Regions from separate parts of the Homo sapiens genome. Here region 1 is linked to region 2. The links are chromatin loops, found by intact Hi-C in ENCODE. Cell type or tissue: K562. All regions are shown on one strand. Each heading gives the region's core, and the rest is flanking DNA. Links, peaks and the distances in the headings are about the cores only. Region 1 overlaps NAV3 (neuron navigator 3). Region 2 overlaps LOC105369850 (a long non-coding RNA gene).

Region 1 (15,461 bases), core at 6,776-11,775, 1.3 Mb after region 2:
CATGTGGGGAGGGGAGTGGCACGTTTTTCATTGATTTTACTGTACATTTTCAACAAACTCTAAAGCACAAGATCTAACTAATGTCTTCTTTTTTTCCTGTAGTAAAAGGTATTTTAACCTATGAATGGAATTCTACATACAATACTCAAAGAAAAGGCATTTGCAAAGACACATTTGATTAAATGCACGTTTTTCGTCAGACTTTTGAGTTGACTCAGAAGAGGTGCTGATTTTCATTATGATCAGACAACAGAAATTACTGAAAATCAAAATACAATTGTTGATCTCATTTCAATGCTCAGGACACCACTGTTTTATGATTACAATTAGTGTTAAAAAATATCTTTTCAGACTGATGAAGTTTTTAATGTGAAATATTAAAAAAATACCAAATACATAGAAGATAGAATTCAATACCAGGAGACATAAAAAACAAAATTCAGTTTCTTCTCTGGCAATATCACATCAATAGGATATTTACTGTTAATTTAGTGTTAAATTAACTAGTCTTATAAACTAGTCTTATAAACATAGCATTATTATATAAAAATCATAATGAAAAAGAAAACTAGCAATGTAAAAATCTGACATATTATAAAGTTTATGTAACTTGTATTTCAGTACATAAAAGCTAATAATATAACTAAAATCTATTGTTGGTCTATTCCAAACCAGATGCTGTGGAAGAGGTTTGCCTGCATTAGTACTTTAACCTTCCTTATAACTAAATGGCACATATAGTATTATTATCTGTGACTTAATTATCAAATTTACCCAAGATTATAAAGGTATGAATTACCAGAACCAGGATTGCAGCCTAAGTAAGCTGTCTCCAGAGTCCCTTCTCTTCATTATTATTTTAAATATTAGTTTTAAACTACTATTGATAACCTTTTCAGAACTTTTAAAAAACACCATGTAAAAAAGCAAGAAATGGATGAAATACACATCTTTTATATCATCAGTTTTGTTCAATTATTTATGTATCGAGGGTTATTTCTCTGCTTAAGATTATATAGCAATATGTCTAATGTTTTGCATGTGTAACGGTCCTATTTTCTACTATTGTCTTACTTGAAGTGCCTGGGTATTGCCTGTTTGCCCTCCTTGCATTCACCGACCTTCTCTTGAAAGCTATATTTTAATTTGCCCATGTGTGGAGCTATGAATGGAACTAATGGAAGGTTAAAGGGCAGGAAGCAGAGAAAGGCCAGAGTGTTTCTTTTTCAGGTGATGGTGGCTTCTTATTCTTGCTGAAATCTGGATTATTTAAACATTAACTGTTTGTTTGAAGACAAACGTTTCAGCCCATAGCCCCAAATTAAATACTTTCTATTTAAAATACCTAGAAAGGTTTCTATATTCTTGACTAGACGCTGACTCATACAGTGACTTTTTGCATTCAAAGGCAGTGACCAAAAGGATCCTTATAATTGATAACTTCTCTTCTTAAAGGTAGAAAAATGGAATGGCATTTTAAAAAACTTGAATTCACCTGCAGAGAGTCAGCAGCATTGTTTGCCAGCAGTAGTGTCAACAAATTTAAAAAAGTCCAAATTGAATTAATCAAAATAAATTGTTAAGACTTGAGTTTATACCTAAAGAACAATATTTTGGCGTCTTTCCTTCCATATGGAATGGTTAACTGTGATATTACACTCTTCCCTCTGGACGCTGAGGATTCTTCTGGCTGTCATTACTAAAGCTCTTCCTAAATAAAATACATTTAACACTGTTTTGTGACCCTCCATTTGGACAAGTTTCCATGGTCAGGGCTATTTTGTTTTAGAAACTGTATTAACTTGCATAATTGCAAATACATTCTGTTAGACCCATAAAGAAAAACCGCTTGGCTGAGTATCATTATAGCTAATATTAGAGGGACCTTTTTAGGTCAGGCAGTCTAGAACTGTTAGCTACTGATTTTCTTAGCACACCCACACCTAGCATAGTTATTGGAAAATGTATCAGGTAGCTTTTGCTAGAATACAAACCCAAAACTCCATGTCTTAAGACAAAAACCATTTATTCACAATTTTGTGGGTTATCTATTTGGGCTGAGTTCATCAGGGAAGTTCATTGCTGCTCTACGGGCTTACTCAAGTTTGTGGCCGGCTGCCCATCAGCTAGGTGATAGTTTCTGGGGGGTGATATGGCTCTCAGCAAGCTGGTTTATGATAGTCTCATTTGGTACAGCTGGAATGACTGGAGCTTGCCTCCATATGGTCATCATCCAGTAGGATATCTCAGGTTTGTTCATATGTCAGCTCAGAGTTCCAAGAGCAGCAAATAAGCCAAAGCCATCGTACAAGTGATTTTCCAGGGTCTGCTTGTATCATGTTTGCTAAGGTTACATTGGGCAAAGCCAGCCAAATGACCAACCCAAATTCAAGATTGGAGAAATAGACTCCATATCATATGGGAAGAAATAGTCTATATCATTATAGGAAGAGTAGACCTTGTGATGATTATTATAATCTGCAGAGAATATAAACAATGGGCAAGGTATTTCATTCAAACAAGGAAAAAGAATGAAGCAGAGAGCCGATTTGAAGGGACCATATGAGAAAAAATACTTTTAAAGAAAACAAGATAGAGGAAGAATTAGAAACTTTATCTTAGGATTGGAGTGGGTATGGATATCACAGAAAGTGAACAAACAACAAATATTTTATGTCTATGGCCAGAGAAATGGATGCTTTGAGAGCAGGCACTTAATCATGAATTAATCTAAAGTGAAGGTCAAAGTGTGGTCAAGTATTTCTTTGCTTTGTTAAATCTTGACATGGTATCCACATGAATTTCCACATTAGTCCCACCAAATGAAGGAAACCTATGTGAATTGATATATTTAGAACTTCCTTACCAGAAAGCTCAATTGTATGTTACTACATTCTTACATTGGAATATAAGAGTTGGGTATCCAGCTTAACTTCTGAAAATGCTCACACAGTAACAATTGCAACTCCGTATCTGTGGACATGGGGCTAGAAAGGAAGATACCATGTCACATTAAGATATTTTCTTTGGTATTTATCTACTTCTTAATCCCCCATTTTACTAAAATACATAAGTAAGAAAAGTATTCCAAAGTCTGTAATTTAGCTTATTTCTTAACCGCAAATATGTTACCTAGCAACCATTGAAGGACATCTTTATATCTTTAAGGCGAAGTACTTCATATTAATTTAGCAAACATCTGTTTCCTTATGAGAATAGGCATGCTTTCATTGAGACAGTCTGCATGTACACTGCTCTCAATGGCAATTATACTCCCTTTGCTTAATAGTTGATCAGATTAACAGAATTCTAGCTCTTAAAGGGACACTATTTATTTGACCCTATTGAAAATTTAATCACGCTTGGATTGTTTGGTGACCTTTTGTCACTGTGGGAGCTCTGAGATTGGAATTTGAAGTGAACAGCCCATGATTTCTCCAGAAGACTGAATTATCACTTATATTTTAGTTTTGAAAATGATGCTGTAATTTGGCAGGTTTATAACTTACCACTAATTGAAGCAATATTTATCAACTGCACGTGAAATATAGCATGGTGTTAAGAACTCTAGAGATTGTTAAGTTTGGTTAATAATCCGGGTTCTGGCACTCTTTACTGTGTGACATTTAGCAAATTGCTTAGTATCTTTAAATAGTAGTTTCCTCATCTGTAAAATAAGAGTAACAATAAAACCTTCTTTAATGTGTTGTTTTAGGAGTCACATTAGTGTGTTCTAAACCCCATAATTAAAATTAGTGCTCTAAATCCCATAATTAATATTTGAATAAAGAATACCATGCTATATATTGTACTTAATTTTCTCAGTTGCTTTATCAAAATTAACCAGTTTTATTTTGTTTGAAAAAATGGATTTTGTTTCAACAGTGGCTTAAAATTGGACATGAAGAAAATGGAAAAGTCAGATTTAAAAAACACACAACAAAAAGCCCCAAAACTGTAAGATGAATTAAGTCCTATCTGACCTTTTTACTTATAAATTTTATAGTACCAAAAAAACCCTTCATGACAATTTTCTGGAAATACAATTAACTTGCTATTGTGAAAAATTAAAATGCATTTTTAGCTAAATATATATTTTGAAAATTAGAATTATCAGAAAAACAGGTACAAGCCTTTGAATTTACTTTTAGGTACAATACTCAAACACCTTCTGGTTCATGTAGGCGAATATTTGTCATCTTTTTCCACTTGATTCACATGTGTGAGTCCAAATGTTAACCAGCAATGTTTGTTACAAAAAAGGAAGTCATCCGAAAAAAAATTACTCTGCAGATGCCTCTTGTCTTGAGAAAGAAAATATTATCAGAAAATAATGTCAGATTGATGACTGATTCGTCCTGTGAATGCGGATAGTAGTAGACTTTCCAAGGTCACCATTTGGATTCATATGAATTATTTGTTCATATCCTTGTCACAAAAGGGAATAGAGTGGCTGTGGGTACTTTCAATTAGAGAATTTTGAACCTGTGTTTGAAGATTTGGATTTCTAACAATCTCATCATAAGAAAACGAAAAGGATACCTATTCTTAAGGCTCATCTGCCAGTAGAGAAGCTGAAATTTAAGTCTAGTGGTATGTGAAATATTCAACAGACTTTGTCAAAGGCTTAACTTTAAAGCTAGGGTAACTATTTTGAGGAAAAAATGAGAAACGTCTTTTGGTCATCATAAATCTAGTGCCTGAGGATATGCATATTCAAGATATGAAATTCTAAAAATGTTAATATTTACTCAAATTTTAACTTGGAATTTTTGAGACTAATAAATGTTCCTCAGTTAAGGCAATACCGACTGTGAAATAGTTCATGAAGTCATAGAGATGCAGTTCAAAATTCTATTTTCATTATTCATAGAAATGTTCAAGAACAAGGATTAGCCAAGGTAGGAACCATTCACTTAAAAATCCTGAAACCGAGAAGTAGCCATACTTACATAAACGTTGGCAGCCTGGAATAACCAACAAATTGTGACTATTATTAAATGAATATATTAGAGCAGGAAAATCATGCCGTTGTTAAGAACTGCAGTTTGGAACCGACTTGGGAAAGATTGTCTTATGATAAGTTTTCTCATAGCTAAATTCCTTTTCCTTGGAGTTAAAATGAGAGTTACAATTTCTAACGTGAAAGATGAAAAATCTAGTGGAAATGATAGGGTTAAAATGATATATTTTTATGAGGATACAAGGCAGTACTTGGCCAAACACCTTGAAAAATTTTAGTGTTTCTCTTTTTATTTTTTATACCAACAAAGAAGGTAATATGGTGCCACTGAAAATGTATGGGTATTGTAGAGAGAGAGAAGCAATTTTAAACTTAGCTCTGTGACTTGCTACTTAATGACTTGGGGCAAATTAGTCAATGAATCTGAGCTTCAATTGTTTCACGTGTAATATAACAATGCCCATATCATAAGGTCCTTTGGAGGATAAATGAAATAAGGTCTGTAAAGTGCCCAGCACATGGGCAGAGAATGCTGTATAGGGTAACCTTTATGACTTAGTGGAAACAGTGGCAATTATATCAAAGTTCTATCTCTGAATCTTTGTGTCAATGAACTTGAAGTGCAAGACCTGGTCATATGCGTAGCAGAAGCTACCTCCTTGGTCAGCCCTGAAAACACTTCAATTTAGCCACCAGTTCCAATTAAAAATATTAGCCCAGAAGATGCCAAAATAGCTACCTTGGTATGGTTCCCTGCCTCTGTGTTTTGAAATTTTTGAGCTGTGAACCAGAGAGGTTTTTTTGGGTTTTGTTTTGATTTGTTTGTCTGTTTGTTTGTTTAATTTTTGAACTTTTGGAGGGCCAGCGCTTCTTTTCCATCTCCTAACAGCTTTTCGGGTCATTCGGGCTCTTGTGAATGTTTTGGTTTTTGACTGATCCCTTTATTTTTTAGTTATTCTCTGACCTCCACTACTCTATTTTTGGGAAAATCCCTCGTGGGTGTTTATTAAGACTTTTGCAATTCCTGTGTGCCCTACTCCATTGTTATCCTACAGAGGTGTTGCTCAGACATTCTGGACCTGAACAGGCCACTCCAAAGTGCCTTGCCCTTTCAGACCACTGTTCCAGCTTAGGATCCCACCTATGTCCAGCATTGACTTTACTCTTGTCCCCTCGGCCTGTGTTCCTCAACCAGAAACTTCTTGTTACTTGTGGTTCTCTCTTTGAGAATAATAATGAGTGTTTTTATTATTGACTTGAATCCTAAGACTCATTGTACCTTTGTTTTTCTAGAAGACCAAAAAATACTCTTAAACTGTTCTCATTAACTTCCTTAGAATACCAATGAGGTAATGCTTTGAAATCAATTTTAATTTTATGAGTAATATATTAATCCAGAACATTTTTAATTATAAAGAACAATATCTGAAATCAGATCACCCTTATTGTAAATACTATTACACCCTGAATTTGCTTCTAGTATTTTTATACGTACATCTTAAGATGGTTTTCTATTCTACTTTTTTTTGCATCATATTTTTCATTTTACTCTACAAGTATCACGATTTTTATTTTTGATGGCTACTTAACATTTTGAAGAGTGAATAAACCATAATTTGATAATAACAATTTCCCTATCATTAGGTGTTTTAGTTCCAATTTATAAATATTATAATTAATATAAACTACATTTTTGGAATATCAGTTCACATAAAAAGAGAATAAAGGAATGTCATAGTGGTATGTGGTAAGTCTAAAGTCAATTTAAGAAATAAAAAGCACATTTTCTATCGCTCCAGTATTCTACCAGCTTGATTATGATAGTGAAGAATTTTGAATTTAAAAGTCATTGCTTATGTTTTTAAATATATTTTAAGCTATCGAATTTAATTTCACACACACATATCAGAGCTAAAATAGGAGAGAGAGAGCTAGATTTAGAAAGTGATCATCTTCCAAATTTTTAAAAAAATCTATTTTACTGAAATTTGGAAACATCATTAATGTAGAAATAATGTCATAAATGATGGTTAGTTTTCTTGAACAGCCCACCTAAATCTGTATCATCTCTTCTGTAGATTTGTAAAGTAGGACTGTAACATCTACTGTATATACCTCAAATGAGTATAACAAACAAAATGACCTATTTGTAAATTGTAAAGCAAAATTAGAATATTAGATACATTCAGTACCTAGTTCATTTTAATAATAAAAAAAAGGTTATATGAAGTTCCAAGGACCCCAGCAGTGGAAACTTGACCAACAAATGCTCACACTACCACCCCAGAATCAGCAGTAAAAAATGAATGGAACTGCTGGGAAATCAAGCTCAGAGCTTCAAAAGGAAGAGAGGAGTTACTAGTGATGAAGAGTCCACAATATATGCTCAGAAGATGCTATTAAATTAGTAAAAAGATAACCAGAAAACTGTAGGTACAACACAATGATCTCTGCAAGGGAAATAGGGATTTGGGGAATGGATTTTTAGCTCTCTATAGGAGTTGTAATTGAATTCCTGTACATAAGGGAGTTGTTCTCCTAAGGGTCTGGCTGCAAGGAGAATCTCTGTAATTTAAATTAAAACCAGCTGCTCTAACAAACTCCTGAATTTCAATGGCTCTGTACACAGTAGACTTTCAGCAGTCCACAGTGTTTCCTGGGGGTTGGGTATGGAGTTGAGATGCTTTGTTATGTACAGTCACTCAAGAACTCAGACTAATGAAAACACACATTTTCATTATGTGGCCTCATTGTTTTACCTGGATATATCCCAGGTGGCCCATGGGCAAAACGAAGAATAGGTTAGAGTATATTTTTGTGGGCTAGAGTAGGAAGAGATGCATAATACTTTAGCTCTTATTACATTGGTGATATCTAGTCCATTTTTATCCACCTAAATGCAAGGAGAGGAGAGCTGGAAATGAAGTCCTTGGTGAGAAGCTGCTTTCTAGAGAATATTTTATGCTATGGAAGGTGGAGCACAAATTTTGGTGAACAGTGAAAATGTAATAGGTTCTCTCATGAGGGGTGGCAGTAGGGGGACTTCCAGGCATGAGGCAGCTGGAAGTGTATCCCCGCTTGGGTCAACTCTTCACAAAAAGTAGTTTTTGCACAGTCATTAATTTTCAACATAGATATCTAAAGTATAATGTTCCTTGTAATATATCAGGTAATACATCAGATATGGACAAAGAAGAAATTCAAGATAAGGATATTCTATGAAAGTAAATTAGTTTCTGTGTCTCAATGCAATTAAAAAGAAAGTAGTCGATCTAAATATTGACATGTGCAATGGTTATTTGAAATTACTACACATTTGTTTGGGGAGAATATGTTTTTAAATGTAAATCATGAGTAAGCATATTCCATTGATTATAATAATGATGACTTATAGTGTATAGCTCATTTTACTTTTGCACATGTTTTCTATTACAGTTAATCCTCACAATAATCCTACGAGATAGGCAGGGTAGATAAGGATATGATCCTAGCATGAAAGACAAGACTCAAGATCCAGTAGTTAGTGGTGGAACTTGGAAGAAAGCCCAGAATTTCTGACTCCAGGCTCCATACTTTCCACTTCTGAAACCCTTCAAAAATTTAACTTTACTTTTTTGAAGGGTGGGGGAATGATGGGGAGGGTGAAAGGTTGGGAAAAAAAACAAGATTGACTTATGTCTGCTTCTCTAACTAGTGAGAATTTTTACTTTTTGTGTCTTGCATGTTGAATGAATGTTTTAGACCATATTTCACATATATTTTGAAGGTCAACTTTAATCATAGGAATAGGTTTATAAGAAGGGAAATTTTCTAAAATTTGGTTTAGAGGCTTGAATTTGAAATTTGGGGCTAATTTAAAATCTTTGACTTTTATTCATTATCTTATATTTGTATATAAACCGTATAAGTTCATATAGTGAGCAGTCTGCATGTTTTCTGTTTTTATTTTTATTTTCCTTTAGCTAATATATTCCAATAATTTGTAAGAGATTCAAATGGAATCCTTAGCATTTTAACAATTGTGCATTCCAGCAATTGTGGTGCATTACAAATGAAAGGATTTTAGGATGAAAAGGCGGGGGGAGGTTTAGGGTGGCTGTTAATGCTATGACTTCTAAGTCTCCATGCTCTCTTAGTGGTCATGTGGTTGGCTCATTATTTGAGCAGCATCGCTTTGCGGTTTGACAAGGCTACGCAGCAGCAGCCACTGTTAGCCGATGGTCTTGCAGGTATGTGGATCTAGCTCCTACCCGTGGTGATGTGGAGCTACAGCATGTCACTGGAGAGACACCAACTGCAGAAAGCTGATACATAATTGTGTATGAGTGGAATACAAAATGAAACCATCAAAGTGTCCTTAGCAAATAGCAAACTAGATGACAGATCTCACCAATATGTTTTGCTATAATTTATTGTAGTTTTAAAATTTTCAGGTATTTATGAAAATAGGATGCCCTCTAGTGGGGATCAACAGAATCTTCCAAGTAGTCTAATATTTGCTTAGAGTTGATGTAAAAAGAAGGAAAGAAAGTTGTTGAAAAAACAAATATTTTTTGAAAGTTGCTTACTTTTTCCTGGAAATTTCTCTATTGCTCCCTGTCAACTGATGGCTGGATTAGTACTCCCTGTGCACTGCATTTTTATTTCCATTACTTTTCACAGAGGCTCTTAAACACAGCAGGCAGAGTGTTCTCTCTCAGCTTCCAAGTTCTATGTTTTTAGCCTAAGTGAACGTAAACAATCCCTTGGCCACTTCTTTCTAAATTAATTAATTAATTAATTATAACCTATCTTGAAACACCTTTGAGGTAGATATCTATCTTTGTCACTAACAATTTAAAGTATTTAAAACATAGGAATGAATGCTTTGCAAGGAGGATTGTTGTAGGCAATGCTTACCTTACCTTATGCATCTTACCTTCCCTTACCTCCCAAGCTTCTTTTTACAAAGCATTTCTTCCTAGCAAGAGAGGCTTGGGAGGTAAGGGAAGATATAGATAGATAGATACATACATACATAGATAGATACATAGATAGATATAGATATAGATATGCCATGGCTGTTTTATTACTTTTCACTTACATTAAAATACTATATTCTTTACATTGAAAGACAGTTTAAGGTATTAGAATTAAATCTCTTGTAATTTGTGAACAGCATTCCATCCACGCCAGAGGTTCTCAAACATTAACACAGTTCAGAATCACCTGGCAGACTTTTTAAAATTCATTTGTTGGGCCCCACTACCAGTCTCGGATTCAATAGATCTAGGATGGGGCCTGGTAAGTTGCATTTGTAACAAGTTCCTAGATGATTCTGATGCATTGGTCAAGAACCTGCATTTTGAGAACTACGGTCTACGCTAAACCAATCTTTCCATCAGTCAATTTTTCTCTGTTAATTGTTGGAAAGTAAGGAGAAATGCTCAGGTCAGAAGCCTGGAAACTCTGAACTGCTAAGGCTTAAACGGAATTTATTCTCTTTTAACTTTGTGTTTTATTAACAGTATTTTCTTATGCATATTTATAGCATGTTACTTGGTCTTTGGAGGATGGTAGCTGATTTTACTTTGAATGTACTTGCACAATTTACATCAATTTATCAGACTGATACAAGAAGAAGTTAAAAGAATCTCAAGTATTCTCACTTGTTTTCTTAGAAAAGGGTAGAGATGGACTGTTTTCATAACTGTTTTTTAAAACATACTGTGTGGTATTAATATTTAGATTTTAGCTAATATTGTCACCAGCATTATTAGACTTCACAGACTGTTAAGATGAATTCCCCATGGAGCTCTCTGTTAGTACTAGATGTTGCAGCAGTCAAATAAAGGAGACTTTTCTCCATATTTTGAGATGGACATAAGATGTAACAGAAATAAGGTAGAAGGCTGGAGTTAAGAAAGGCTCATAAATAAAACATTTCCTTTTGTACGAGCTGAGAGTATAAATCTTGAGACAGAAAGTATGGGTTCTATGTAGCACTTACTGTTGCCACCTTGGGAAAATACTTCACTTCTCTGTTTTAGAATCTTCATCTTTAAAAACGGAATAGTGGTACCTTCCTCTTAGGGAGCTTTAAGGATTGAATGAGTTAAACTATTTAAAGTATTTAAAATAGTGCTTACTCTCAACACTGTTATTAGTAGACACTACATCTTGGAGAAAGAATGTTATGTAGCCCTTTCTTGTCATACTGCTGGTAGCAGTGGAAATGCAATTAAAGTGAAATAAAATTTAAGTTACCACCAGATTGTGCCTTATAATTATAATAGCCAACTCCTTTTTCAAAAATGTATATCATATCATTTTTTGTAGAAGAAAAGATCATTAGTCAGGCCCCATGCATTTAAGACCGGGTAGCTGGTTCTTCATTATGTATTTTATTTCTGCCAGAGTGTTTGATTGACTGTCTGTATTGACCATGAGGTTGCCCAGTATGACTGCATCACTAAAGGTTAGAGAAGGAAAATGCTGGAAGTGCACGGTGACTCATACCTGTAATCCCAGCACTTTGGGAGGCTGAGGTGAGCATATTGCCTGAAGTCTGGAGTTCGAGACCAGTCTGGCCAACATGGTGAAACCCCATCTCTACTAAAAATACACAAAAATTAGCCAGACGTGGTGGTGTGCGCCTGTAATCCCAGCTACTCGGGAGACTGAGGGGAGGGAATTGCTTGAATCAGGGAGGTAGAGGTTGTAGTGAGCCGAGACTGCGCCACTGCACTCCAGCTTGGGTGACAGGGCTAGGCTCCGCCTCAAAAAAAAAAAAAAAAAAAAAGAGAGAGAGGGAAGGAAAATGCTGACTCAGTTTCCAAAGTATTCAGTACATTTGGAACAGCAAGAAAGATTAGAGAACAACACATATGGCTTTAAATGAATGCCGAGGGGTTCTCACAATGATGATCTGGACACGAACTAGGTAGCTAGAATGCCAAAGGATAAGGGAGATGGAGGAAAGATGAGGCAGTCATCATTGCAGAGAACCCCTACTAGGATTTCAAAATTGTCTGACCTGTTCCCGACCCCCTCCCTCCCTTCCTCATTAACGAAAAACTTATGTGCCTTATCCTTGTTGGTACTGCCCATGGTGCCAAGCACAGTACTGCTCAATAAATGTTGGCAGGTTTGATTTGACTATGAATGACATGGTTTGTGTTATGGCCTCAGCTTTTTTCTCTATTAAAAAACTGCATGTAAAGAAAAATCAGAACATACTGTAGTTAGCATAGTAAATCCTACCCTTTCTTTTCCTATCAACTTACCTGTATTTCTGTTCATCTAAAAATTTCCTATTTCCAATCTAATAATAGAGATATGTAACTAGATTCTAAGCTAGTGAATTGTGGCTACAATTTTAAACAGATAAATGCAGTTGCAAATGAAAATATTAATGTAATTTCAGCTCTGATAAAATCTGAAATTGAGTTAAAGGGTGCACTTGATATCTGCATAACAAAGTGTCACTGGGATGGGTAGGGGTAGGTGCCAGAGAGTTCAGGAGGTCAATGTTGATTATTTGTCCATCTGGCTTTATGGTCAAAAGAAGTACAGTAGCCTGCTGTGGTGAATTCTCTGTTTGGGTAGGAAATAACTCTCAGAGTACTTGAAAAGTTAAATGCTGTAATAATGATATTTATGCATATCAATGTAGTTTATTCATTTTGTCTGAAGACAGCTAATCTCTTCATATGAAATATATCATTAGTAATATGTTAGATATACCAGGATTTTAATATATTAATTAAGGACTTGTATTCTTTGCAACTAAAATCAAACCGTTTTAAAAAATAATTAGGAGATATGTATATTTTCTTAAAACCTAAAAACCAATTTTTAGAGTTCCATTTTTAGAGTTCCATTCCATTAGCCTGTCAAAGCCACCACATTGCATAGCTCTGGCTGCGTCACGGACAGGGACATGTCATTGACCCTATAAGCTATAAGCCAGTCTTTATTGAGTGTCTACTAAGTGGGAGACACCAGTATCTAGCTAATCCAAACCAGAAATTTGAATTTATCCACCTTGAGTCAAATCTGTTTCACTTTCAAGTCTTGCTGATTCTACTCCGTAAATACGGCTTTTCTATATCCCCACACCTTTGGTTTTCTGTATCCCTACCTCATCATCTTTCGCTCAGACTCTTTTTATAACCTTATTTTTATTTATTTATTTACTTATTTATTTTTATTTTCTTTTAAGATGGAGTCTTTTAAGATGGTGCAGCAGCATGATCTCGGCTCATTGCAACCTCTGCCTCCCTGGTTCAAGCGATTCTCCTGCTGCAGCCTCCCAAGTAGCTGAGATTACAGGCACCCGCCACCACGGCCAGCTATTTTTTTTTTTTTTTTTTTTTTGTATTTTTAGTAGCAATGAGGTTTCACCATTTTGGCCAGGCTGGTCTTGAACTCCTGACCTCAAGTTATATGCCTGCCTCGGCCTCCCAAAGTGCTGGGATTACAGGCATGAGCCACCATGCCTGGTCTATAAACTTTATTTTTAAATGAATGATTTTCATTGTTATTAGACTATTAAAATAAAATAACATGTAAAGTTCTACAGGTAAACAAACAAGAGCAGTCCTATCCCTAGCTCCTCTCCAACAAAAAGAATGAATTTCTACCCATTTAGCAATTTCTTATGGTGATTATTTTTGTATTTCCAAGTAATATGCTTTAATATCCTACTTTATGAAATTTAGAGACTATTGACTTTTTGGGATGGTATATAAGGACTTTGCTTCTTTATAACCCCCTTCTTCTCTGCACTACCCCCAATATACTTACACTATAATTTTCAGTGAAATCTATATTGTTTTCATTGTTCCCATGTAAATATTATTCACTACCAGACTAATACTAGCCTAGGATTAAAGTCTCTTTCTTAAACAGAGTTTGTTGTTTTTTTTCTATAGAGCTAATAATTGCCTCACTTTTTTATTGTATAATTTATGTTGACTTTATGGCTACATTTACCTTTTTTTTTTAACAGTTTCCAACAGATCTGTAAAATCCATCCGTATACAATTTTCCTTATAATCCAATTCTCACACAGTGCATCAGATTTATTATTTCCCTAGTGTTAACAATTCTAGAATCATTTCTCTTTGTTCCAATGTAAAATGATTGCTCTCTAGATCTGTTACATAGCAGTTACACTGAACTTTCCTTATCATCAGCTGAAAATGTCTTTGCCTCTCTCTTACATTTGGTCACCTGTTTGTTGGATTCCATTATTTTCACTTCTGATAGCCTCCTTACAAGGGATGTATGAAAATATTTTTTTCTCTTAGAATGTTTTTGTATAATATATCCTTATTTTATTATCCCAACTGTTGGAAAGTTTGTCTAGGCATAGAATTTGAGATTGAAAATCAATTTCCTCCAGAATTTCATAGGAATTTCTCTGTATCTTCTAGTTGCAATGTCACTGTAGAGACTTGTGATGTCATTATAATTTCTGATCCTTTGAAGGTAACTTGAACTTTTAAAATTTGTTTCTTTGTGCCCCACCCTCCTGAAGCTTTTAGAATATTCTTTTTATCCCTGATATTGTTATCAATTTTTATCTTCTTAATAGTGATGAACACTTTGAAAATTCTTTCCTATAATTTTTTTCCTATCTTATTTTTTGGAACTAGTATTTTTTTGACACTTGACTTACTGAATCCTCTAATATGACTATATTTTTCTATTATTGCTCATCTTTTTCAATTTTGATCTCCCTTCCAATAAACCTTCTCAATTTATCCTTCCAGCCTTTCAGCTTTAAAAAGTCAATCATATTTTTAATTTACAAAACTTCTACTTAATCCCTAGATCTTCAAATATATGTGTGTGTATTTGTGTGTGTGTGGGTGTAAGTGTGCATGTGTGCATATGTGTGTATGTATCATTCATTTTCTTCTGCATCCGCTGAGGAATGCAACTTCTCATTTCTAGGGTATTAATTTTAATTTCCCTGAAGTTCTCTTATGCTTCAGCTTTGTCTGTATTTTATTCTGGCTTCTTTTTATCTGTCTATTTTGGTATCTCCATTTTATTTCAGAGAATTTTATCAAACCCCTGGTAAACCTCAATTCTCTGTATCAAGCATGAGACAATAAAAATCTACTTGGAAGCGGCCAGGTGCGGTGGCTCACTCCTGTAATCCCAGCACTTTGGGAGGCCCAGGCAGGCGGATCACAAGGTCAGGAGATCGAGACCATCCTGGCTAACACGATGAAACCCTATCTCTACTAAAAAATACAAAAAATTAGCCGGGTGTGGTGGCGGGTGTCTGTAGTCCCAGCTACTCGGGAGGCTGAGGCCGGAGAATGGCGTGAACCCGGGAGGAGGAGCTTGCAGTGAGCCGAGATCGCGCCACTGCACGCCAGCCTGGGTGACAGAGCAAGACTCCATCTCAAATAATAATAATAATCTACTTGGAAGCTATTTGTGCGTGTGTGTTTGTGTGTGTGTGTGTGTGTGATGCACATAGTTGTTAATGTCTTTTGTG
Region 2 (15,461 bases), core at 6,621-11,620:
ATCTAAAATTTCCATTTAGTGTGTTTTTTTATGTGTTTTTATTTTTATATCTTCTATTCCTCTTTGAAGACCTTATATCTTTCCACTGGTTTAAAGGGAGGGAGTTTATGAATTTGCTAAAGAAAATGTGGTACACCATGGAATGCTACGCAGACATAAAAAATAATTAAATCGTGTTCTTTGCAGCAACATGGATACAGATAGAGGCCATTATCCTAAGCAAATTAATGCAGGAACAGAAAAGCAATTACTGCATATTCTCATTTGTAAGTGGAAGCTCAACAGTGGTACTCATGGACATAAAGATGGCAACATAGACATTGGGGACTATTAGAGGGGCAAGAGATGGAGGGGGATACGTGTTAAAAAACTATTGGGTACTATGCTTAGGACTTGGGTGACATGATCAGTTGTACCCCAAACCTCAGTATCACACAGTATATGCAGATAACAAGCCTGTATATGTACCCTCTGAATCTAAAATAAAAGTTGACATTATTTTTTTTCAAAGAGTGTTTGTCCTCATCTCTTGAAGTGTGGTTATAAAAGCTGTCTGAGAATTCTAACATCTATATAATCTTGGAGTTAACAACTATTAATTGTCTTCTCTCTTGTGAAATGTTGAGATTTGCCTGATTCTTCATGTGCTAAGTAATTTTGGATTATATATTGAACATCTTGACTATTAATTTATGTGACTCTGAATCCTGTTTAAATCATATGAAATAGATTTTTTTTATTTTTGTAGTTAATCAACCCTTTAAATCCTATGAAATGGATTTTTAAAACAATTTTTGTAGTTAATCAACCCAGTTAGGTTTAGACTACAAGTTCCTACTATCCTTCTGTGGGCTATAGTTCTAATTCAGTTCCATTTTCATATCTTTACAGTGCTATTTGGATTTGTCCCAGGTCTGGGCCACCCCATAGCCAGTCTTGGACTTGTGTAGTGGCCTACCCTATAATTCAGTTATCAAATCCTTTAGTATGCTATTTAGGGTCAGATTTATGCATGTGCACCTTGGGGGTTAGCCCAGAAGTTTGTACAATTTTATAGGATTATTTTCTTGAACTTTGTTATTTTCACAATCACCTTGATACTTTCAAGCTCCTAGCATAACCCCTTCCTGGTTCACTGGCTAGAAATCCAGGGCTTTTGATTCCTTGCCCTGCCGTGCACAGCATTTCCATTTGGGGCTAAGCAGTGAGGAAATATATAAAGAAAAATAGAGATATAGAGAAATCCAAATATATAGTCTTACATTCTTGAGACTATAGTTCCTTTGATCACACTAAATAATTCTCTTGGAGTTTTAGACACCAGCCTGGCTGCTTTTCTTGTTACAAGATTGCCAGGGGACGGTACAAGAGAGAATGAAAAATGGGGGCAAAAAAACCAGAAAATTTTCTCTACTATCTCTGACCCATAAGGACCCTCTTTTCCACTCTGTGGACCAAATTAGAGGACTCCTCTTGGAGTACTTTCTTTCTGCACCCATTGTGCGGTTCCAGATTTCAGACTGCCTTTGAGTCCAGGACAGGAGATACTGGAGGAGGGATAACAGAAAGCTTGCCACCAGTTCGGCAGTACTTCAAGTTCTGGTTTCCTTCCCTAGTCTGTCATGACCATACACTTTCCAGAGTCCTTAGATAACTGCTCTGTGCATTCTTTCCAGAGTTTTTAGCTGCATTCAGTGGGAGAGAGAGGATGAAGTACACTTACTTTACTGTGACACTCTGTTTAATAGCTAATATCTGCTTTTTCTTCTCTTAGGCTTCCTTTTCCTTTCTATTATTATTTGAGTTAGATTTTTAATCTGGCCTATCATCAAAGCTTGTGGAACCAAATGGAATGATTCCATAATTTGTTGTGTTGGTACTATGTTAACACTACACTGCCATATTGCTGCCAACAGTGCTTTTATTTTTAATTGCATTCATAAGGGTTATTTGACATAGTTTTCTCTAGTGAAACAGCAAACAACAATGAAAATAAGAACTTACCTCTTAATCTGCAAAACCAAACCAAGTAAAAATTCTCAAAAGATTCTTGGATCTGTAAACTATCAGTGTTCCTGGGTCTTATTTGGAAACATAAAATAATGAGACTGCCTAGATTAAAAAGAAAATTATATTGGATTTTTATGGTTTGAAATTTGTGTCCCCGCCCAAATCTCATGTCAAATTGTCATCCTCAGTGTTGGAGGAGGGTCTTGGTGAGAGGTGATTGGATCATGGGGTTGGATTTCCCCTTTGCTGTTCTCATGATAGTGAGTGAGTTCTCATGAGATCTGGTTGTTTAAAAGTATGTAGCCCCTCACCCTACTCTCTTGTTCTCTTTCTCCAGCTGCGTAAGATATGCCTGCTTCCTGTTTGCCTTATGCCATGATTGTAAGTTTCCTGAGGCCTCCCCAGCCATGCTTCTATACAGCCTGTGGAACCATGGGTCGATTAAACCTCTTTTCATTACAAATTACCCAGTCTCAAGTAGTTCTTTATAGCAATGCAAAAACGGACAAATACATGGATTGTTTTTGGATTCTGAAGATTCAGTGCTATGGATTTCACATGAGTTTGGCTATTTTGATTAAAATGTGGCTGTTTGTCTTTCCATCTCTGCTTTGTTTCATATTTCAGACTCTGGCTCTCACTCACTATTTATGTCTCTTTGCCCTTTGAAATCACCGTTCTTGGTCCTGCTGCTGTCCCACTACATTCTACCACTCAGTTGGTACTAGGGTGATGGTGGAATCATAGGCCTCCAATGAACCTCAAAAGCTATCTAGTCCAATCTCCTATCTGATGCAATGGCTAATTACTCTTGGAAAAGAAGTCTCTATTATTTAATTGACCTTCTCCTTAAATTTCAATTCATTTTTTTAAAAATGTGAACTCTAGGCCAGGCGCGGTGGCTCACGCCTGTAATCCTAGCACTTTGGGAGGCCAAGGCGGGCAGATTGCCTGAGTTCAGGAGTTTGAGACCAGCCTGGGCAACACGGTGAAACCCCATCTCTACTAAAATACAAAAAATTAGCTGGGCGTGGCGGCATGTGCCTGTAGTCCCAGCTACTTGGGAGGTTGAGGCAGGAGAATCACTTGAACCTGGGAGGCGGAGGTTGCAGTTAGCCGAGATCATGCCACTGCACTCCAGCCTGGGCGACAGAGCAAGACTCTGTCTCCAAATAAACTAACAAAAAAATGTGAACTCTAACAAGTTTATGCAGAATAAATACACATCACTTATTTTTAATAATCATAAATGTTTTTACTAAAACTACTATTTTGAGTTTATCCAAAAAACTCAATAATATAATAATAATTATTTTCAATGAGTTGCTGGTTTAAGTGAAACAATATAACTATACACACAGGAAAAGGACAGGCACAGGTCTATACTCTCAATAAGTGCTGAAGGAAAGGGAAGCCTCGGGAATGTTTGGTCAAAAACCTCTGCTGGGTGATGTAGTCTTTAAGCTTTCCCTTGATGAGAGTGGCTCAGCTGGAGAGATGGAATGGAGGGGGTTAGGAGAGGGCCCTTCAGGCAGAAATGGAACAACCAGATCTAGACTCACAATGGAAATAAGAAAAGCATAAATAAGAAAAGCATGAATAACAGAAAGTGAAGGAATGAGAATGAGTGGCACTGATGTATGTCCTACTCTGAAAGGTAAAAAGACACGGAGTTCCAATAGCCAAGCTCTACCTTTCCGGAAGACGGAGAAACACATTTGGAAAGAATACAAAGCATATGGGCCTGGGGTTTAGGAATGAGAAAGCATCACATTTTAGGATGGGTGATGGTTAAATGTTCAGCCTTGCCATAGGACCAACCTGGATTTAAAGTTTAGGTCTTCTTCCTGCTGGCTGTGTGACCTCTCTCAGGAAAGGTTGTGTGTTTCCTCTCTAGGAAAGTTATGCCTACCTCATCAAATAACATGTTTGTAAAATACTCAGAGTAATGGCTGGCACAAAGTAAACACTTAGTAAATGGTAGCTCTTCTTCTTACTATTATTTTTATGGAAGCTCTGAAGTGGTTGAAGATGGGCTTGCCCCCCTCATTTCTACAGCAATTCATTAAGGAAATATTTTCCAACTTGGGAACTTTTGTCTTCGTTATTATTATTTTTGTTATCATTATCTTTTGAGACAGGGTCTTGCTCTGTCACCCAGGCTGGAGTGCAGTGGCGCAACCACAGTTCACTGCAACCTTGACCTCCCAGGCTCGAGTGATCCTCCCACCTTAGCATCCTGAGTAGCTGAGATTACAGGCACTTGCCATCATACCTGGCTAATTCTCATATTTTTTGTAGAGACAGGGTTTCGGGTTTCTCCATGTTGCTCAGGGTAGTCTCAAACTGGGCTCAAGTGATCCTACTGCCTTAGCCTCCCAAAGTGCTGTGATTACAGGCTTACAGGAGTGAGCCACCATGCCTGGCCTCTTTGTTATTATTAATTAGCATTCATATAACATATGAATTAGCATTCATATAACTTAATGTTCCAAATGTTCTGACAAAAATTTGTTTGCAACTTTAATACCACTCCTGACAGAAGGTAGGTGCTACAACAAAAGAGGAGTAAGGAGAACATAATTAAAAGAGCATATTGAGATAAGTAATTTATGACCCAAAGTATGGATCTGAACACTGCACCAACCAAGACTGTGTGCTGACAATGTGTCCATTTTTCTAACCCAACTGGTTACCACTAAATCCCCTCACCTGTTGTGCATGGACTGTCCCTTCAGCAGAAGTGCCTGGAATTACTTTGTTTCTACATAAAAATTTTACAGTGTTCAACTGATACCCTGAAATCTTTGCAAGGAGTTACATGCTGTTTCAAAGATTCATAAGGAAATTGACTATTTGAATTTAGAAGTGCATTTTCCCATAAAAACTTGATTTAAACAGTTTACTTCTGAGGTGAGTCCACCAAATGAATGCATAATGCAACTGAAAAATTAAATATTTTAAAATAGAAAGGCAGTTTAAAAAAACTGGTATAATATTGGCTATTAAGCAGAATAGGAAAATAGTGTTTGTCAATGAAACAGTAGCCCCAGGTTCAGTCCTCTGCTCGGCTACTCTCTGGTTGTGTGAATCTGACCAGATCATTTTACCTCTCCATCCCACAGTTTCTTCATCTGTAAATGAAAGCGTAGGAAGACTTTTAAAAAGTCTTTCCTATTCCTATACCCACTAAAACGAACTGAAAGAAGCTAATTATAGAAGGAAACTGTCTACAGTGAAACTAAGAAAGGCTCTAACCTCATGCTACTAACTCATCAACATCATCCACAAAGATGATCATCCACAAAGAACATCACGTGAAGTGACCTAAAAGAGAAGCAGCGTTCTGATGCAGGACTCTCTTGCTCCTGGACACAATGAAAACTAGAGATAAGACTGAAGCACTTCTAATTCTATCCAGTTTAGAGGAACGAAGCCTTCAAAGAAAGGGTGGGCATCAGGAAAGACAGCAAACATTCTACTTTGAAACATTCCCCTGCTTAAATTATCTCCAAGAGGCTATATCTCCAGAAGTCCTACTTAGGTTGGATTTGAGGAGAGATATTTGTTAGAAGGGGGGCCTTAAAGCTGATTTTGCAAAGTACTTTACATCAGACTGAGTGAATGTCAAAGGTCAATATCAAAGAACTGGGGAGAGGGCACTAATAAAATTATGGAGCCAACAGTCCCCAGGTACCCCCTGGCTCCGCCATAGATGGAAATAATGGGACAGGAGGAGGAAGCCTTCAACAAAGGAGAAACTGTTTTCTTCTTTGTAGAAACCACTTGGAGGGCAGTCATTGGGAAAACTCTGAAAGGCCACTGAAGCCCCAAGCTCAAATCAGCTGACAGCTGTGCAGCCCTTTGTGTCTCAGGGTCCCTAGTGTGACAAGACGAGGGGAACTTGAGGCCACAGAAATGCAGCAGTTAACCCATCTCATAGTGGGGAGGAGTGAGACCTACCAGAGGGAATAGAAATGTGTCATGCCCAATTATTGAGGGAGCCCACATCGGCTACAAACACAGGCCTTTCTTTATAATAAGAGCAGGGGAAAATTCCCAGTAGACTGGAGAAAAATGAAGAATCAGGAAAGAGGTCAAGCCAGGTGATCAGCAAATGGCTTCCTGTGAAATAGATTTGGGGCATCAAACAGCAGAGAACTGTAAACAAAATGTTGAACTTGAACTCTAAATGATCTCTAAATCTCATTCCAACTCTAATATCTCGAGGATCGGTGCAAAAGAAATCTTTATCACAAATCTTGATACTTATAGAAACACAGATTTAAGTGGAAAAGAATGAAGGTGGTAAGTGAGGACTTCATGGTGATTCTGAGGGGGGCTTTGAGTACTTGCAAACACTTTGGATTCAAGGGTTTTGCTATCATTGATTTTACCTGCATTGTGAAGGCTCTCCTAGCAGGTTGCAGAGCTGTCCAAAGAGGAGCACAACTCACTCTCTGTGGCCTACAAAAACATTGTTGAAGGCTACAGGTCCACCTGGAGGGTCTCTTGAGCATTGAGCAGAAAAACCAACACCTCTGACAAGAAGTTGCAGCTGATCAAGAACTATTGGGAGTGAGCTTCACATCACTGAGAAAAAACAAAAAACAAACCAAAAAACAACAGAAAACTATCAGGAGAAAGTCAAGTCTGAACTGAGATCCGTATGCATTACTGTCCTGCAATTTTTGGATAACTATTTACTATCCAATGCAACTAATCTAGCGAGTACGATCTTTTATCAAAAATAAAGGGAGATTACTTCCAGTACCTTTGTTGCACGTGGTGATGGTTGAAACAAATGATAGATAATTCCCAAAGAGCTTCCTAAGAGGCATTTGATATAGTAAAGAGATGTAATCCATATACATGTCTTAACATTTCTGTACTTTACTATGAGATCCTTAATAACCCAGAGCTTGCCTGCGAACTGACTAAAACCACTTTTGATAGGCCATAGAAGAACTTGATACACTGAGTGAAGATTCAAAGACAGCACCCTTATCATGCAGTTGCTTATAGAGACAACCTAACATTATGGCCATTAGACAGTGCAAGAGAAAAATGTGATGTGGCAGCCAAGAGACAGAAAAGTAAATGCATACAAGGCGTAATCTTTCTTCCCTTCAAGAAACTTTTGTACACATCTCCATTGCCTTTTCCACTTGGATTTCCTGTAGCAAAGAAACCCATTCATGATGGCCGGGCGCGGTGGCTCATGCCTATAATCCCAGCACTTTGGGAGGCTGAGGCAGGCCGATTACGAGGTCAGGAGTTTGAGACCAGCCTGGCCAACATGGTGAAACCCCGTCTCTTCTAAAACTACAAAAATTAGCTGGGTGCGGTGGCAGGCACCTGTAATCCCAGCTGCTCGGTAGGCTGAGGCAGGAGAATCGCTTGAACCCAGGCAGCAGAGGTTACAGTGAGCTGAGATAGCGCCACTGCACTCCAGCCTGGGCGACAGAGTGAGACTCCATCTCAAAAAAAAAAAAAAAGAAATTCATTCATGCGTATGGGATCAACCCATTTACAGTCTTTTCACAATGCAGCTTTGGGAAAACTCCATTTCTTTCGTTTGTCCTGGCCCTCCTGGTGTACAGTTACTGCTATAGAAAAGTATTACTGGCTTCATTTCATATAAAATATTAGTAACTTCCACTTATATAGTGGACTAAAAATGTACTTGATATTTAAGTAATCTGAACTAATGCTGCAAGCAATTATGTTTTGTACCACCCTAAAGATCTGAAAATACAGTTAATTACAATTCGAGAGTATTCCCTATGTAACTTCTTGATTTCTTTATTCCCTCCCTTACTCTTCTTCAAGGGTTTCCTTTCGGTATGGAACTTTTCTGGCCTGGGGGGGAAATTGAAATGTCTCCTATATAATAGTTTATGGAGGTCACGTATATCCATAACAACAAGGTTTTCATTTGCTACTGTTTAAGTTGACAACTTCCCTTCCCAATAAAAATTCATGTACACCTCTTGTCTTTTACTTCCAGTATTCACCTTAACTGTTTAATAGAAGTATCATGTTGCTGCGAAGATACATGCATTGCTTTAGGTAAATTAAAGTGCATATCATTACTTAATACCCTAGAAAGCAGAAATACATTACACAAGTCCAATTCTAAAACTTTAGTACTTTTCTATGCAGATTTGTGCACATGTGAGAGGGTATCCGTTTCATTTAGTGACTGCTACTCAGAGTTGGACCAGCGTTTTTTGTTGCTAATGCACTGTGGTCCCAAAAAAGCCTTGCAAAAATGTTGTGCCCTGTGTAATAGCAGAGAAGCATAAAATAAACTTATACTTTATAAGCCGTTTACTATTGCTTTGTAACAATTGCCTACTCATATTTTAAGGAATAGGTGAGTTCACTACTTTCTGAAGTTTATCATAGTTCCCTTGTATCTTATGCAAAGTGTAGTAATGATACCCATAGTTCTGCATTGTGATACCCTTTTCTAGAGAAACCCAGAGATGTAAAAAATTGTACTACATTTCTCAGAGTGTTTTAACATAGATCAGCATCACAGGCTATCTATTCTTCAGATATAAATTATACATGTTAAGTGTTATATGGTATAAAGTGGACATTTTAAAGCTAGAAATAAAATGGAGTGTATGACAGAATCCTACTCGAAGAAATGATTATAGGGAAGGTACTAGGTCAGACAGTTCCCCATTCTGGTCAGCAGGTGGCACTAGAGTAGCTTGGATGCCAAATGGAACAAAGGGTAAAAATAGATCTGGATCAAAACAAACTTTGGGTGAAAGTGCAGGAGAGGCAGGTGACTGGTTGTTTACATTTCAATATGTCTTATCTCTCTTTCTAAATTGTTCATTGTTTGAAGTGAGGCACACTTCTAGGTACAACTAAAAGTTGTACTGAACCTTTCTGTGCCTTGGACTCTTACCTGAAAATGGATACAATAATAATGCCTACCTCATAGCATTATTGTGAGAACAATGAATTAATGCATGTCAGTGCAACAGTGCAGATTGCAGAGTAAGTGTTCAATAAATGTCAATTATTATGACTCTGCATAATGACCATGAGGCACACATAGTAGAAATTCAAAAGATATTAGTGGACGCGGAATTGCATGGGATGCTCATAAGCCTGATGTTTATAACTCAGAGACCACCTAGTATTAAAATATCTGTAAGACAGATTGGTATGGGAATAATTGGGAATAATTACTTACATTGATAATGTGACTGTTTTAAATGTAACCTCAAGAGTTCACTGAAATGCTATCTTTCTGAGTATCATTTAGTTCACTGAGTCTTTTCAGAGATGTATTGTGAGGGAAATCTAAAACAGTAATAAATATTGCAAAGCTAGGCAAACCTATTCTGGTGTGTTCCTTCAGCAAGAAGTGTCAGTCTCAAACGTGTTCAGCTCAGCCCAGACACAGGAAACAAAGAAAGACCTTCCGCTTTATGAATTCAGTTCCATCATTACCTAGAAAGCCACTCAAGATATACAAAATGTTTGAAGAAAGAGGCTCGTACTGGTCATGCTGTTCTAAGTTTAATATTCAGTGGACCGGGGGGAACTCTCGAGTACTTGCTCAGCCATCAAGCTGCACTTTCCCTTCCAAACTTCTGACTCTGCAAGTTCAGATCTTAGAGTAGGGCTTCTATCCAGCTTCCAGGTTTTCATGCCACTTTTTCCTGAGAGTATAGCTCTGCACTCACCCCCAGATAGGCCCTTGACAGCCTGCCTATCCATTTCTCACCCTCTTATCCTGTTACCTGAACTATGCTACTGTCCGCCATATACTGAATGAGATCCTGCTTCAAACCCCATGGATCCTTCTGGAAAGATTATTACTGCTTCTCTGACTATAAGTACTACTGCTACAGCTTAGATTCACCTGGTATTCCCCATGCCACTTTATTTATTTTTTTATTTATTTTCATTTTTTTTTTTGAGACAGGGTCTTGCTCTGTTGCCTAGGCTGGAGGCCAGTGGCATGATCATAGCTCACTGTAACTTTTGATTCCTGGGCTCAAGCAGTCCTCCCACCTCAGCCTCCCAAGTAGCTAGGACTACAGGCAGGCACCACCATGTCTGGCTAATTTTTAATCTTTTTGTAGAAATGGGGTCTTGCTATGTTGTCCAGGCTGTCTCAAACTCTTAGCCTCAAGTGATTATCCTGCCTCAGCCTCCCAAAGTGCTGGAATTAAAGATGTGAGCCACCCTGTACACCCAGCCTCCACTCCACTTTAGACCCTCCTGTTGGGACCACTGACCATCCCTAGCAGAGGCAGGCCCAGTTGCTGTCTTTTATAATCCTTCCCTTCCCTTGCCTGTGCCCATACTTACCTTCCTTTTTTTTTGTTTTTGTTTTTGTTTTTGTTTTTGTTTGTTTCCCTACTGGCTCAGAAAACCTCATTCATAGCTGATAGGAAGGTAAGATTGGAAGGGAATAAGAAAAAGGCAAATATTACAAGGATGAGGAGTGATAAGAATACTTTGAGCTCCAGAGATGTAAATACTGTGCATAGGAAATAGAAAATAAACAAAATGATTCTGAAATTTTCACATAAGGGAGGAAATATAATTTCATATACAGGCAATATGAAAATAAAGTTGGATTTAACTCTGACTCCTGCCTCTTCCACCTACAGGTGATATGACCTTGTGCAAGGTTAAGCCCTCTGAGTGTATTTCCTCACTTATACATGAGGTTATAAAATGGTTCATTTTGCAGGGTTACTGTGAAGACTAAATACGATGACACATATGAAAATGCTCCATTTATGCCTGGCAACTGTTCTGCCCGTGTCTTAGGTTAGAGGTTGAAAGGTGAAACTATTGGCTGAATTTGGTTCAAAGATATGTTTTATTTTGCCTTGAGTTAGGGTCCCCAAGACCAGCCCCAAGTTTGATGATTCACTAGGAGGACTTATAGGACTCACATATAGTAATACTCATGATTATGATTGGCAAAAGGATACAAAGCAAAATCAGCAAGGAAAAAGGCACATGGGTCAAAATCCAGGATATACCAGCCACAGACTTTCAAGGGTCATCTCCCATGGAGTTCACACAGGATGTGCTCAATTGCCCCAGTAATGAGTTGTGATAAAACATGTGAAATGATGCCAACCAGGAAATTCATTACAGACTCAGAGCTCAGGGATTTTATTGGGGCCTAGTCATATAGGCAGCCTCTGCTAGGCACATACTCAAATTTCAGAGTCCTAGAAGGAAAGCCAGTAGTCAGCATAAACATGTTGTCTACACAAAAAGTTTAGGCACAGCGAGTCACTCTTACCAGTTCTGGGAATGGTGGGAACCCTCCTGAAATCCAAGTTCCCAGATGCCAGCCAAGGGCCGGCTTTGTAAGCAGGCCTTTCCAAGGATAAGCAGTTAGGGCTGCTACCTCAACTTTTTGTTGCACAGACCTGCACAGGGTTTGTCTGTGCAGGTTTCTTTGTTTTGTTTTATTTGTATTTTACTTAGTTGCCATTTTTTAAATATTAAGATATTTCACTCAGGATTTCCATCTTCATGTGAAAAATCAAGTAGTTAAAAAATAGATTCATATTCCCACATGGCAACAATTGGTAGTCCCTTTTAGATAAGGCTTCATGTTCCCTCAAATTCCTCCTAGTCTCTGCCACTCCCAATAGTCTTTGCCACACTGAGCACCAACTGCCATTTACATCCTGCTTTTGCGAATCTGGCCTTGGCCGCTTGGACCAGGAGTGGCCGCTTGGACCAGGAATGGCCATTTGACCAGATGACAAGAGAAAGAAGCAGGCATGTGGAATACCACTGAGTCGTGATAATGAACAATGATGCAAACAGGTCATGGTTAATGAATTCCTCCTGTTGAGGTCACCAGAAATGCCATGAAATCAGAACTCCTCTTTGCCACCCTCTATTATAGCAGTTACTTGTGGGTATTCTTGGGTTGATATGACAACACTTTCATTGCTATATATAGTAAGTCCTCTTTATTTAAGCTAACTCCAGTCAGTCTTTGCTCCTGCCCACCTAAAGATCACTGATCGGAAAAGTGTTAATATAAATTAATTATTACATATATTTGCCCGTTAGAACTTTGTAACTTGAAGTCATTGTTATTGTCATCCCCACCAAGACTTGTGATCACAGACTAAAATATGTCAACAGAAAGGTAAATCTTGTTCAAAGGAAATCAATCCAATCAAGTAGTTGTATGTATCGATATGCCCTTTTATTTACTAACTCAACTACTGTGTGATAAAATGAAATTTCATCTTTATATTCCTAGCATCTAGAAAACTACCAGCTATGGAGTTGGATTCAATAAATGTTTCCTAACTTTATAAAGTTCATCTATAACAAGGTCTAGAAACCCAAGGATAGAAATAATGAAAATCATTATGCTCATGCTAAAAAGGGGAAAATGCAAGTGATATAATTGCAGTAGTGTGCTGCATGCCACCCAACCATACAAATGTTCTAGATGCTTCTTTTCTCATTCTAGTTACAAAACCGGCACAGATACAAGCTCCAGAGAAGGAACTGCAAAGATTCCAATGTCTGTTGATAGGTTCATTCTACTAAAAGCAAAGAATTTGAAAAGTTCTTTACTTGCTTCCTTGATAGTTTCATTTCTCAGACGACTGAGGAAGCAATTAGGGGATTTTATATTCTAGACTTGACTTTTACTAATAAGAAAAACTGAGTTTTTAAAGTTAGTAAAGTAACTAGAAACTACAAGAACACCAAGAAAAAGAGGCAGTGTCATGCAGATTGCGTATCCCTTATCCATTAAGGTGCTAACATAAGAATTAGGCGTGCTGGGGATTCATTCATTCATTCAACAAATGTTTACTGAATGCTTACTATACGCATGCCTATTTTAGGTTCTGGGTATATGACAGTGAATAACATAGACAAAAATCCATGCTCTGTTGGACCTTGCATTCTAGTTGGGGGACGGGGATAATAAACAGCTATATTAATAAAATATGTAATAGTTCAAATGGTGATATGAACTATGAAGGACAATGTCAGGGAAGAGGAATAGAAATTGCTAGGGAAGAAGGATGCTGTAATTTTATGTAAGGTTATTGGAGAAGGCCTTGAAAAAGGGACATTTGAGCCAAGGTAGATGGGGGAATGAGCTATGTAGGCAAGTGGGAAAAGAGGGAGAGAGAACAGAAGGTATATATGGGTTTGTGCCCTGCTAAGTGAGCCAAGGGAGAGTAGGAGATGAGATTAAAGATTGCAAAATGCCTTGTAGGCTATTGACTTTGGTTTTACTCTGGAATGAGAAGCCGGTAGAGAGTTTGAGCAGGGTAGTGACATAATCTAGCTGACATTTAAAAACGCAGGCGAGAGGGAGGAAGCAGGAGATTAGTGCAATAATCCAGATTAGAGATGTTGCTAGTGTAGACCAAAGTGATAACAGCTGACTTGGTAAAAATAGTCAGATTCTCGACATATTTTGAAGGCAGGGCTACCATGATTGAATTATGGGAGAGGAAAAGTGGCAGAAAGAATTGAGGATGACTCTAAGGTTTTGGCAAGAGTGACTAGAAGGATGGAGATGTGATTAACTGAAATGGAGGAAAACTGTGAAAGGAAGAGTTTTGTAAGAGAAGAGGAGTTCAATTTTTAGACATGTTAAATTTGAGATTCCTTTTACACCTCAAAGTGGAAATGTTGGTAGGCAGTTAAATATATGAGCCTGAAATTTAGGCAAGAGTTCTTGGCTGGAGAGTTATCAGTATATAGGTAATATTTAAAACCATGAGATTAGATGAGATCACTGAAGGAGAGAAAGTATTGGCCAGGTACAGTGGCTCACGCCTGTAGTCCCAGCACTTTGGGAGGCTGAGGCAGGAGCATTGCTTAAGCCTAGAAGTTTAAGACCAGACTGGGCAACACAGTAAGACCCTGCATAGCAAAACCCTGTCTCTACAATTTTTTTTTAATTAGCTGAGGATGGTGGCACACACCTGTAGTCCTAGCTACTCAGGAGGCTAAGGTGGGAGGATCGTTTGAGCCCAAGAGTTAGACGCTGCAGTGAGCTATGATCACACCATGACACTCCAGTCTGAGCAATGGAGTGAGATTCTGTCTCTAAAAAAAAAAAAGAAAAGAAGGAAGGAAGGAAGGAAAAGAAAGAAAGAAAGGAAGGAAGGAAGAGAGAGAGAGAGAGAAAGAAGCATTGAAGATAAGAATATAAGAGTTTCAAGAATGAGGTGTTTCAAAGTTTGGATGTGAGGGTGATGATAAGGAATGAGCAAAGGAGGCTGGAGGCTGAGAGAGAAGTAGCAGCTGAAGAAATAGGAGACAATCTGAGAGAATGAGATGTCCCGGCAGCAAAGGGAATAAAGTGCCTGGAGAGGAGAGAGGTCACTGTCAAGTGAAGAGAAGTCAAGATAAAATAAAGACTTACCTTTGGATTTTACCATGTGGAGGCTTTAACATGGGCAGTTTAAGTGTTGTAAAGGTGAATAAAACACTGTTGGAGTCTGGTCAAGAGAGAATCAGTAGAAAAGAATTTGGAGACTGCAAATTTCAAGCAACAACAACACGCGGTCTATTTCTACATGTTTTGCAATAAAAGGGAGCAGAGAAATGGACAGTAGGTAGAAGAAGAATGTTGGGTCAGGAGGATTTTTTTTAATTGGAGGAATTTGTATGTTGATGGAGTGATCCAATGGAGAGGGGAGGGGAAACTGAGGATGTAGGAGAGTGAAAGCAGAATTGACAGAGCAATGTTCTTGAGGAGGCATGTAAAAACAACAGATGTCTGCTCCAAAAACATATGGGAAATCTTAGAAAGCCCAGATTTTCTAAAAACCCAGAGTAAAGATAACTGCGGTCCTATGACCAACACCATTAAAAAGGGACAGCAGATGCAGAAGAATGGAAGTGTCGAAGGGGTGGAATTCTGATGGAGTGGAGGATTCTGGCTTGAACCTAAATTTGGTCACCATTGGCATTCATTCAGACACATCTGCCTGTGTAGTGACAGGGCATGAATCCTCTGTTTTCATGCATGAGTGGAAGTCTCCTGGGAAAGAATTTCTTCTAAAAGAAGAGAAAGCAGGGCCCTTAAGTTTGGACCAATAACTGGTCAGAGGGGAGGGGTGTTTAGCACACTGTGATGTCTGTCTCTCAGGTTTGGCCTCTGGTCCAGCCTTCATAAATCCATGTCAGATTACTAAGGAGAGGGACATATAAGAATGGACAACTTTATTTCACTAAACTATGTAAGATACTAGGATCATGAAATTATTTTATTTTGCTACTCTTCTGCTCATGATAACACAAAAAGGAGAAAAGCTTGATCCCACTGAGGTGCAGCATGGCCTCAGTGCGTTGAAGACTCCAAAAACCACCTTCTCCTCAACTTTAATGCTCAACGGATCTGCAGTGGAGACCACCTCTTATGTCTGTGACCACAATAGAGGCCAGCT

Evidence for each region. Peaks named below come from ENCODE experiments on the same cell type or tissue, not always from the same donor. Only the 100,000 strongest peaks of a DNase experiment are listed, where the experiment ranks them.
Region 1: a loop joins it to region 2, with 15 times the contacts of the local background. A loop is called at or near these places in 2 of 110 quality-filtered maps.

Annotation. Positions count from the first base shown.
Region 1 is chr12:77,916,500-77,931,960 of GRCh38, forward strand. All of the region lies in intron 1 of NAV3 (neuron navigator 3), which reads left to right. Among named protein-coding and RNA genes, the nearest start is that of NAV3, 93 kb to the left of the region's middle. In K562, for the core only: a CTCF peak has its summit at 9,283; no DNase peak of the experiment used is centred there.
Region 2 is chr12:76,612,956-76,628,416 of GRCh38, forward strand. LOC105369850 (a long non-coding RNA gene) reads left to right here. Exons shown (of 4, transcript NR_188081.1): 4 at 2,348-2,476. It also overlaps the pseudogene YWHAQP7. Among named protein-coding and RNA genes, the nearest start is that of OSBPL8, 61 kb to the left of the region's middle. RefSeq lists a silencer at 11,034-11,328. In K562, for the core only: a CTCF peak has its summit at 8,714 (motif pointing right); a DNase peak (open chromatin) is centred at 8,716.